2 separate regions of the Homo sapiens genome follow, and region 1 is linked to region 2. A link is a contact called in ENCODE Hi-C data. All regions are on one chromosome and are shown on one strand. The core of a region is the stretch at or near the end of the contact, and the rest is flanking DNA. Distances in the headings are between cores, read along the strand shown.

The links. A loop is a pair of places that touch in the nucleus more often than their neighbours do. Pooled maps may share reads with other maps.
Region 1: a loop to region 2 is called in a pooled map, with 22 times the contacts of the local background. The contact joins two enhancer-like sites. A Hi-C loop is called at or near these places in 2 of 37 single-sample maps with no recorded cell type and 9 of 50 pooled maps.

What each region holds. Positions count from the first base shown.
Region 1 is chrX:125,292,159-125,296,048 of GRCh38, forward strand. No RefSeq gene overlaps it. Among named protein-coding and RNA genes, the nearest start is that of TEX13C, 26 kb to the right of the region's middle. Within about 2 kb of position 2,438, at least 2 of the 41 ENCODE cell types and tissues checked have a DNase peak (open chromatin) inside an H3K27ac peak, as active enhancers do.
Region 2 is chrX:124,214,549-124,218,952 of GRCh38, forward strand. No RefSeq gene overlaps it. Among named protein-coding and RNA genes, the nearest start is that of TEX13D, 120 kb to the right of the region's middle. RefSeq lists an enhancer at 2,429-4,189. Within about 2 kb of position 3,148, at least 10 of the 41 ENCODE cell types and tissues checked have a DNase peak (open chromatin) inside an H3K27ac peak, as active enhancers do.

The DNA of each region.
Region 1 (3,890 bases), core at 1,188-3,687, 1.1 Mb after region 2:
GTCTGAAATGTAGTTCTTCTATGTTCTGCCAGCCAGGCTATGGAGTATGGAGTGGGCTTTCATGATGTTTATACATATATGGGCCTGCAGCATTTACTGAGTTATATTGTCTGAGTGGAATTTAAAATACATCATGGCTGTATAAACAATGTGATGAATAACATTAAAAAGTTAATTCTAATTAAAATCCCAGGGGTAACTAATTAGCATATGAAATGTCTTTATCTGAAGCAACACTTGGGGCTAATTAGCAGGTGAGGTATCTTAAATGAATACATCAACTTAGGGTTGGCCAATTTGCACAGGAATGTTAAAAATATTTTTTGATTGGAAAAAATAACAGTATTTTAGATATGTGATTGTCTGTGAATAGTGCAAGAGGACCAACCTCATTGGTATGAATAAGGTGTTGGAAATCTGCAAGGTGTTGGAAATCGGAAGTCTTGTGTCATAGGTACATTCCAGGACTGAAACTTATTGGTCTTGCATCTCCTTTTCACTGAAAATCTTACCCCTTGATAGGACGACAAGCTTCCACATTCTGCCATTTAGGTGAAAGAATGCAATTGCATTTGTTTTAGAGTAAACTTTTTATGCAAGGTGGACTTAAGGATAGAAAGAGGGGCCTCTTTTATCTATAAACAGGTTGTGAAGAAATGTGAGTACCTTTGTTGGAATTTGGTCTGAGGATTGTTTTCTCCTCATAGCCAGGTTTTTAGGGTTAAGGACAGATAGCCTCTATCTGTTTTTTAGTTACTGGTGAATACTAATTTTTATCAGAAAGACCTGACATTCACAGAATCACGAAAACAGGCTCAAGCCTGTTTGTTGTGGTGAAGAATTCATTGCCAACTGGGAACCAGAATCCACAATTCCCCAAATATCAAACTATCCATGATCAGAATGTTGGTGGTCAGTGGGAAGGAAGGAATTTATGTTCTTGAGGAAGAATAGTCAGCTAATGGTCGTATGGTTTCTATCCTCTAGAGAAAGTTAGAACAGAGCAACAATACTTTGCTTTTATTCCTGAATGCTTCACAAAGATGGTAAGGGTTCATTATTTCAATCAGCCAATACTTACTCTTTTCTTATTAGTCAACCTTGATTATATACTGAAATTGACTTTATAGGGACCCCGTCTTAGTCTATTTTGTGTTGCTGTAACAGAATACCTCAAATTAGGTATTTTTCTAATCAATGAAAATATTTTTAAAAACTTTTTATAGAGACATGGTCTCTCAATGTTGTCCAGGCTAGTCTTGGACTCCTGACATCAAGCCATCTTCACGTCTCAGCCTCCCAAAGTATTCAAATTACAGGCATGAGCTAACTCCACACAGCCATGTAATTTGTAAATGATAAAAGTGTATTTGACTCACGGTTCTGGAAGCTGGGGAGTCCAAGAGCATGGCACCAACATTTGGTGAGGGCCTTCCTGCTGCATCATCCCATGGTGGAAGGTGGAAGGGCAAGAGAGCATGAGAGCAAAACAGCAAGAGGGAGCTAAACTCGCTTTTGTTATAAGCCCCATCTAGAGATAAAAGAACTCATTTCTATGATAATAACATTCATCCATTTATGAGGGTGGAACCCTTATGACCTAATCACCTCTTATTAGTTCCTACCTCCCACCATTGTTACTTTGGGGATTAAGTTTCCAACATATGAAGTTTGGTGAACACATTCAAACCATACCAGACCTCTAACTTCTAACTGGTTGTAGATCTTGATGAAGACATTTCACAGCACTGCACTCAGTTTTGCTAGTGGTTTCCAAATTTCTCTCTCCTATCATTTGTTTTGCAATTTAACCTTTTCTTTTTACATCACAGTTCTGGAAGTTGTGTAACCCTAGACTCAGGCTAACAAGTAATTGAGTAATTGTGACACTGCTTTAACATACATAACCATTATTTCATTCAGGAAGTTACCTTTTCCTTCAGTCTATCTGAGGAAGTAGCCCTGGCTGCTCATTACTTCCTCCTTATGCTAGTCTCATCACTTTTTGGAGGATTTTATCAAAGAGATTATAAACAGACAAAACTTGATGACTGGTTGAATACTGGGAGTCATTTTGAAAGAGCAGTTAAATATAATGCCTAGGCTTCAAACCTAGGATTCCTGAAGTATATTAGTACCATTAATAAAAATGAAACTGAAAATAGGACCTGGCATAGCAGTCATCTAGAGTAAGTGAGACTGTATCTTATAGATATTATTTGCAAGTTATTGGACTAGAAGTGAGAACAAACTTCCTGCAAACATACTGCTTAATGAGTTCAAGAACTAAGGCTGTCAAGGTTAACATTACTTTACTATTTCAGGACATTATTGCCTAGGAAAATAAAGTTGCAACAAGGTTTTTATCTGAACAATAAGCTGATCAGTTAGCTGCCCTGCTCAAGGCAAGAAGTTACTCATCAGGGTAAATATCACCATTCTCAGGATGACAGATCACTCAATGTGCAAACTGCTTGCTTATCAAATGATTACTCATCAGGACACTTCAAAATTCTTGCTTTGCTGCATTCACCAATCTAAAAATCTGTGTTACAACTTTTTTTTCCGATTCCAGGCAGATCCCTTCTTTGAAAGACCTTCCTTAAGACAAATCCCAAAACTGTATGAAGATCTGCCCTTTCCCTTCCCCTTCCAAGACACTACTAAAAGTCTATCAAGGTGGTGTTTTCTCTTAATACAACACAGAATACATTCAACTTTGTCAGATCAACAAGATATTTTGGTGGTCTTTTTAGGGGTCAGCAGTCATAGATGTGATAGTTAAAGCTATGAAAATAAATTAGTTTTTTTTAGGGATACGCATAGCATGAGAATATAAAATGGCCTAGGAGAATGCACACAGAAAGTGAAAGGAAGAAGATGAGCCAAAGAAGACTATAACAAAAGAGAAAAACAGGATATTATTATAATTTAGAGCCAAGAAATGAGAGAGAACTTCTGTATTGGTAGGGTGATCATAATTGTCATGCATGAAAGGTTTAGAATAATGAGAATTAAAAGGAGACTGTGAAATTTGTTTAAAGGAAGTTTAGGAAACTTCAAAGAGAACAGTTAGGCATGGAGTGGATCTTTGGTTATTAAATGTGGCCAGTGGGTCTATACTAAATCTAAAAGAATTTAACTGAGAAAAGAAAGTGAAAATACATTACCATAGTTGAAAGAATCCCCTAAATCAAATTTGGCTTAGTGAAGCTTCCACTGGACTGGAGATATTCAAGGTAGTAGAGAAATGACGTAATGGTGCAAATGATTTAAACCAGACTTAAGCAAATTTTTTCTGTCAAGGGCCCTTCTGTCTGTGTCACAACTAGTCAACTGTGCCATCATAAAGCCAAGGAGGTAGCTAATACATAAATGAAAGAGTGTGGGAGGATGTGTTCCAATAGCACTTTGTTTAAAAATTGGTTGGCAGACTAGATATGACTCATGGACTGCAGTTTAAAGACCAGTGATTTAGACTAAGAAAGTGTTATGAAATAAAAGAAGTCTTTTGCAATCCAAATAGTCATGATAGTTGTCGATATTAAATACATTAACTGGACTTGAGCAACTATTCACAGTGTTTATAAAGAATGCCTGAAATTGCAGCTTCTGAAGACAGCTCTTCATTTTTCCCTAAAGAAAAATATTACAGAGCTGAAGCTGGCATATGATCTGTATGCATCTTGATCACCATACTGGATTATCCTACACTGAAATAAATAAGTCTTTGCGTGACACCACATTTTGCATAAAATGTATGTTTCCTAAATTAATAGCTTTTGTCAACTTAGAATTTTAATCAATGCATGCTACTTTGTTATTCAAATCTCCTGAAAACGAGAATAGAAAAAATTAAGATAATTAATACAAATTAACAAGATACTTAA
Region 2 (4,404 bases), core at 1,898-4,397:
ACTTGATGGGAAGATTGTTAACATCACATTGTAAGAACAGCCTATAGGATAGAATATATTGTGGTGGGTATCTTTGTAGATATAGTCTGCCCTATCCTTTATTTATTTATTATTTATGTATGTATGTATGTCAATATGGACTCATGGAGTCCTATTTTGTATAATTGGTTGCGATCCATTACTATCAACGTTTATTTTGATGCTCAAATTTTCCCAGATTTGACCACTGGGAGCCCCTTTCAAGGTGGTCTCGGTGTCCTTTTGACTTGTTCCCATTATTCTTTGAGCACTTTTTCTTTAGTGGAGGGTGGTATATGAAAACTATTATCTGAGCTCTTGGTGGGCTCATTGCTGCTGGGCTATTATTGCTTGCAGGTGCTCTTAGCAGACAGGGCTGGAAAATATATGTATGTATATATTAATACATACATGTGCATATATACACATATGTACATCTATAACTATTTTTATATCTCTCTGAGTATATATATTTAAAACATGAATTTATACCCAAACCTCCAATTTCAACCCAGAATGTTAACATTCGGTCTGGTCTTCCTCCTTTCTGTTTTTAGTATCTTCTCCAACAGTGAGAAGCCTGCCACTTATCTTCAATATAATCTTCACTTATTTGCTCAATTAATGTAAACAGTCTCTAAACCACATGAGTCTACTCTCCCACCTACCACTTCAACACCCCACCACCAGTGATCTACATTCTCAAACAGGATCAGGCACATTACCAACGAACTTCCAGGTGGCATTCTGTATCGCTTCAGCATCCCATGTCTTTGGTCACCAATAGGCACTCCTCCAGCACATCTCTGCACAGCTCCCCTCCTCTCTGAAACTGGTCAAAATGTGGTACAGGGTCTTCACTTTTTGAAAATCCACACTAGCTCCTTTTTCATCTTTAAAAAATGCAAATTCGATCATGTTGTTCCCCTGCTTAAAACCCCTGAATGACTTTCTGGTCCTTAGGCTAAATCCAAAAACTATAATATGGCCTACAAAACCCTACATCATTTGACATCCTGCCTGCTTCTTCAGTATCATCTGAATTATTTCTCTGGGTTCAGTCAGTTTCCCAGAGTGGAATCTTCCAATCTTCCGCTTGGCATGTGTAACCTGGCTGTCAGTATTTTGGGAACTGAGTCAAGGATGGGGACTGGAGGTCTCAATGTTCAGAAGGCAGACTCCAACTTAATCCCAGTTTTCAACATAGCTTCTCAGTGGGCCCTCAGCTGTGCTTGGTTTAAATGTTTTCTCCCCTGCTGGGATGGAGGGAGGGATTTGGGGGCTGTTTCTTATCATCATGTTCAATCTATCATCCTGTTTTCAACTCCATACCAAAACTCCCACTTTCAGAGATAACTGGTACCCTCAAAACCTGAGCTTTTTGAGGTTTGGAGTATAAACCGCATCCTTGGGTTTTGGCTTTTTCTAATCTGCTAAACCACTCATTTAGCCATTCTCTAGTTTCCATATTTGCACATGTACACGCATGCACGCGTGTGTGCTTCTTGCTTATTATAGCCTCTCCCCCTTTTTCCTTTGTACTCACTGCATTTGGCCTTTTAATCCCCTGTTCTTTTTTTGTGGGATCTCAGGAAGGAGCTCAGATAAGTGCATGTGTTCAATTTGCCCAATTTAATTGGAAGTGAAGTTGTTTTAAATAACAAACACCTGTTTCATTTTAAAGCCAATCCCATGAACAAAAACTGGATTTCCTGGAATCATGAAATATTATAACAAAAAATGTTCATCCAGTCCATTGTTTCTTGTCTTTTTGCTACCAAGTATCTCTTTTATTATATTATATCTACCCCTCACTCCAACCCCACAATTGAAAAGATTCAGACTTCCAAACCTTAGTTTGGGAAACTTTGCTCAAGTCAATGCCCTCGTTTTACAGATGAAAAGACTGAGGCCAAGAGATAGAAGTGATTTGTTGAAGTCTAACCACTAATAAGGGGCCAAGTTAGGATGGGCACCCAAGTCTCCTACTTCCTCTTCTGCTGCTTTTCTATCTAGGATGTGAGATTTCTGACTGCCCCCAAACTGATGGGAGGGTGAGGGAAAACTTTCCTTCTGACTGTGGTTTTTCTTAGCAACATCATTACTGGCATTGAAACATTACTTCTTCTGGTGGCTAAGAGGAAAATGCTCTCCGCCACCTTGAAGGCCACAGGTGGCCAGACATTCTGGGAATCACTGGAGCTTTCTCAGGGCCACAGGGGAACCGTTTGTTTGAAATGTAATAAAGGTTCCTTTACACCAAACGTGGAGAAAAAGCTGCACTGGGAACACAACAGAATCAGCGTGAGAGGTCTTTTCTAGCCACTTAACCAGCCAATCAGCAAGGGGGCGCCTGCTGGGAACTCTTTCCTCTCCTGGAAGTTACCAGGGATACACGGGCTTGGCCCTGAAGGGGCTTCTGATCAAATTGCAGAGACCAGACAGCTTATCGAACAGCTTATAACCTCTCTAAAGGCAGGACCTTTCTTATTCTTATTTCTTGTGGGCCTCAGTGCCCCAGGCCTCCTGCTGGACACATGTTAGTTACCTATAGCTTAATTAAAGCTTCTTTGGTGCATTATTTCCTCTCCCCAAAGTGGAAATAATGAGCGAGTGCTGAGCTGATGTGACCACGTAGCCCCATTCCCCAAGGTAAAGTGACTACATACATTTTGTCTTGGAAACTCACTGCCTTCTGCAGAGTCCTTTTTCACTGGTAAAGGTTAAGTTTTGTTATTCTCCTGGATCTTTTGAAAACAATGCCTATAAATGAGGAAGCTAGCAATAAAACCCCTACTGTTTGTATAGGCTTTGTAGCTTACTGTGATCTAATTTAATCTCCTATCTTGTCTTTTTCCTCAGTGCTTTGTACACAAATGTTATTGATTCCCTCCAGAGGCAGCCATGTGTGGTAGAATAAACAGCATGAGTCTGGAGTTTTAGCACCCACCTCTTCAACGATCTGAGTGCTGTTAGGCAAGCTGCTTCCCCTCCCTAAGCCTCAATTTACCCGCATACAGAATGAGGAAAGGGTTTGGACTCCACAGAATCTGAGGCCTCTCTAGTTTCTCATTGGAGTGCAAGTGCCATTGTGTGGTTTCTGCTGTGGGCGTGGTTGTTCCAAACCAAAGGGCAGGGACAGGATGCAGTCTGCTGATCAGGGACAGAGGAAGAGAGACACAGCAGCTTTGCACATTTGTGGGTCCTTATTCCCTCTCCTTACATTTCCCAGACTGTTTAAGTTCATGATCTCAGGGCAGCGCCTGTCCGCCCCCTACCACACACATCATACTATTCAGAGTTTCTTTCCCAGGGTCTACTTTAAAGCCAGTAGATTTTCAGGGGTCTCAGATCTTCTTATTGCTTGCCCTCTTGACATCTGAGGCCTGAAAAGAATTTGGGTTGCCTGCCTAGGCAGGCTTCCGGAGGCCTCAGCCTTCTGTCTTCCGGGGCTGGGGGTAGGAGGGTGCCAGAGCACAGGCAGTCATTGTTTGGGTATTGACTCAAAGGAGAAGGAGCCACAATGCACAGGAAAAAGGATGAGCTCATGACAGCTAAATGAAAAGATTCTTATCTTGGAAACAGCGGTTTCTTATGCAGAACAAGGGGCGGCAATGTGATTGTGCCCAAGGAGTACATTCAACAACAGGGATTTCAAATGAAGAAGTTATTTTGCATACTTACGGGAGGAGCAATGGGCCAGATTGTTCATTAATTAAAGGGGGGGGGTGCTGAACCCCCTACACACACACACACACACACACACACACACACACACACACACTGCAGAACTTAAATAATTCATTCGCTTTCTCCTCTTTCTCCTCAGTCCCAGATGATCAGCTGAGAGACAAATGTTTTTTCAACTCTAGCCACCTCTGGAGAAAGGATGGGGGAGAGGATGGGGGAGGACGGGAGAAGGGATGTGGTGGGGAGGGGAGGGGTGTCACAGATAACTAGAATGGCAGTGATCTCTCAACCATTTCTATTTGGTGTTCAAATGTATTGTACGGAGCTGGTGATTTTTTGTTTCCTTTTTTTGCACCCAGGAGATTTACCTTTCTAGTTCTGTTTGATTTCACATGAAAGAAGTCTGAGCAAATCCCCACTGAAGACGAGTAGAGGAAAGGAGAGAAATGCAGAGGGTGCAGGTCAGGGAGGCCAGGAATATGTTCTTTGACCACAGTCCCTCTCTTTCCCCAACTCTGACACGTGGTCCCCTGAGGGGAAGGACTAGATCTGTGGCTGTCCTGGAAATTCCGGAATGTAGGTCACCCACTAAATGGGTAATGCCAGAAGTGGAGAGTAGAGTTGTATGTGGTTGCAGGTGGGAGGCATCAACACCGCCCACATATCTTTCCTATCAGCCAGACTGCTCTCCTTCTA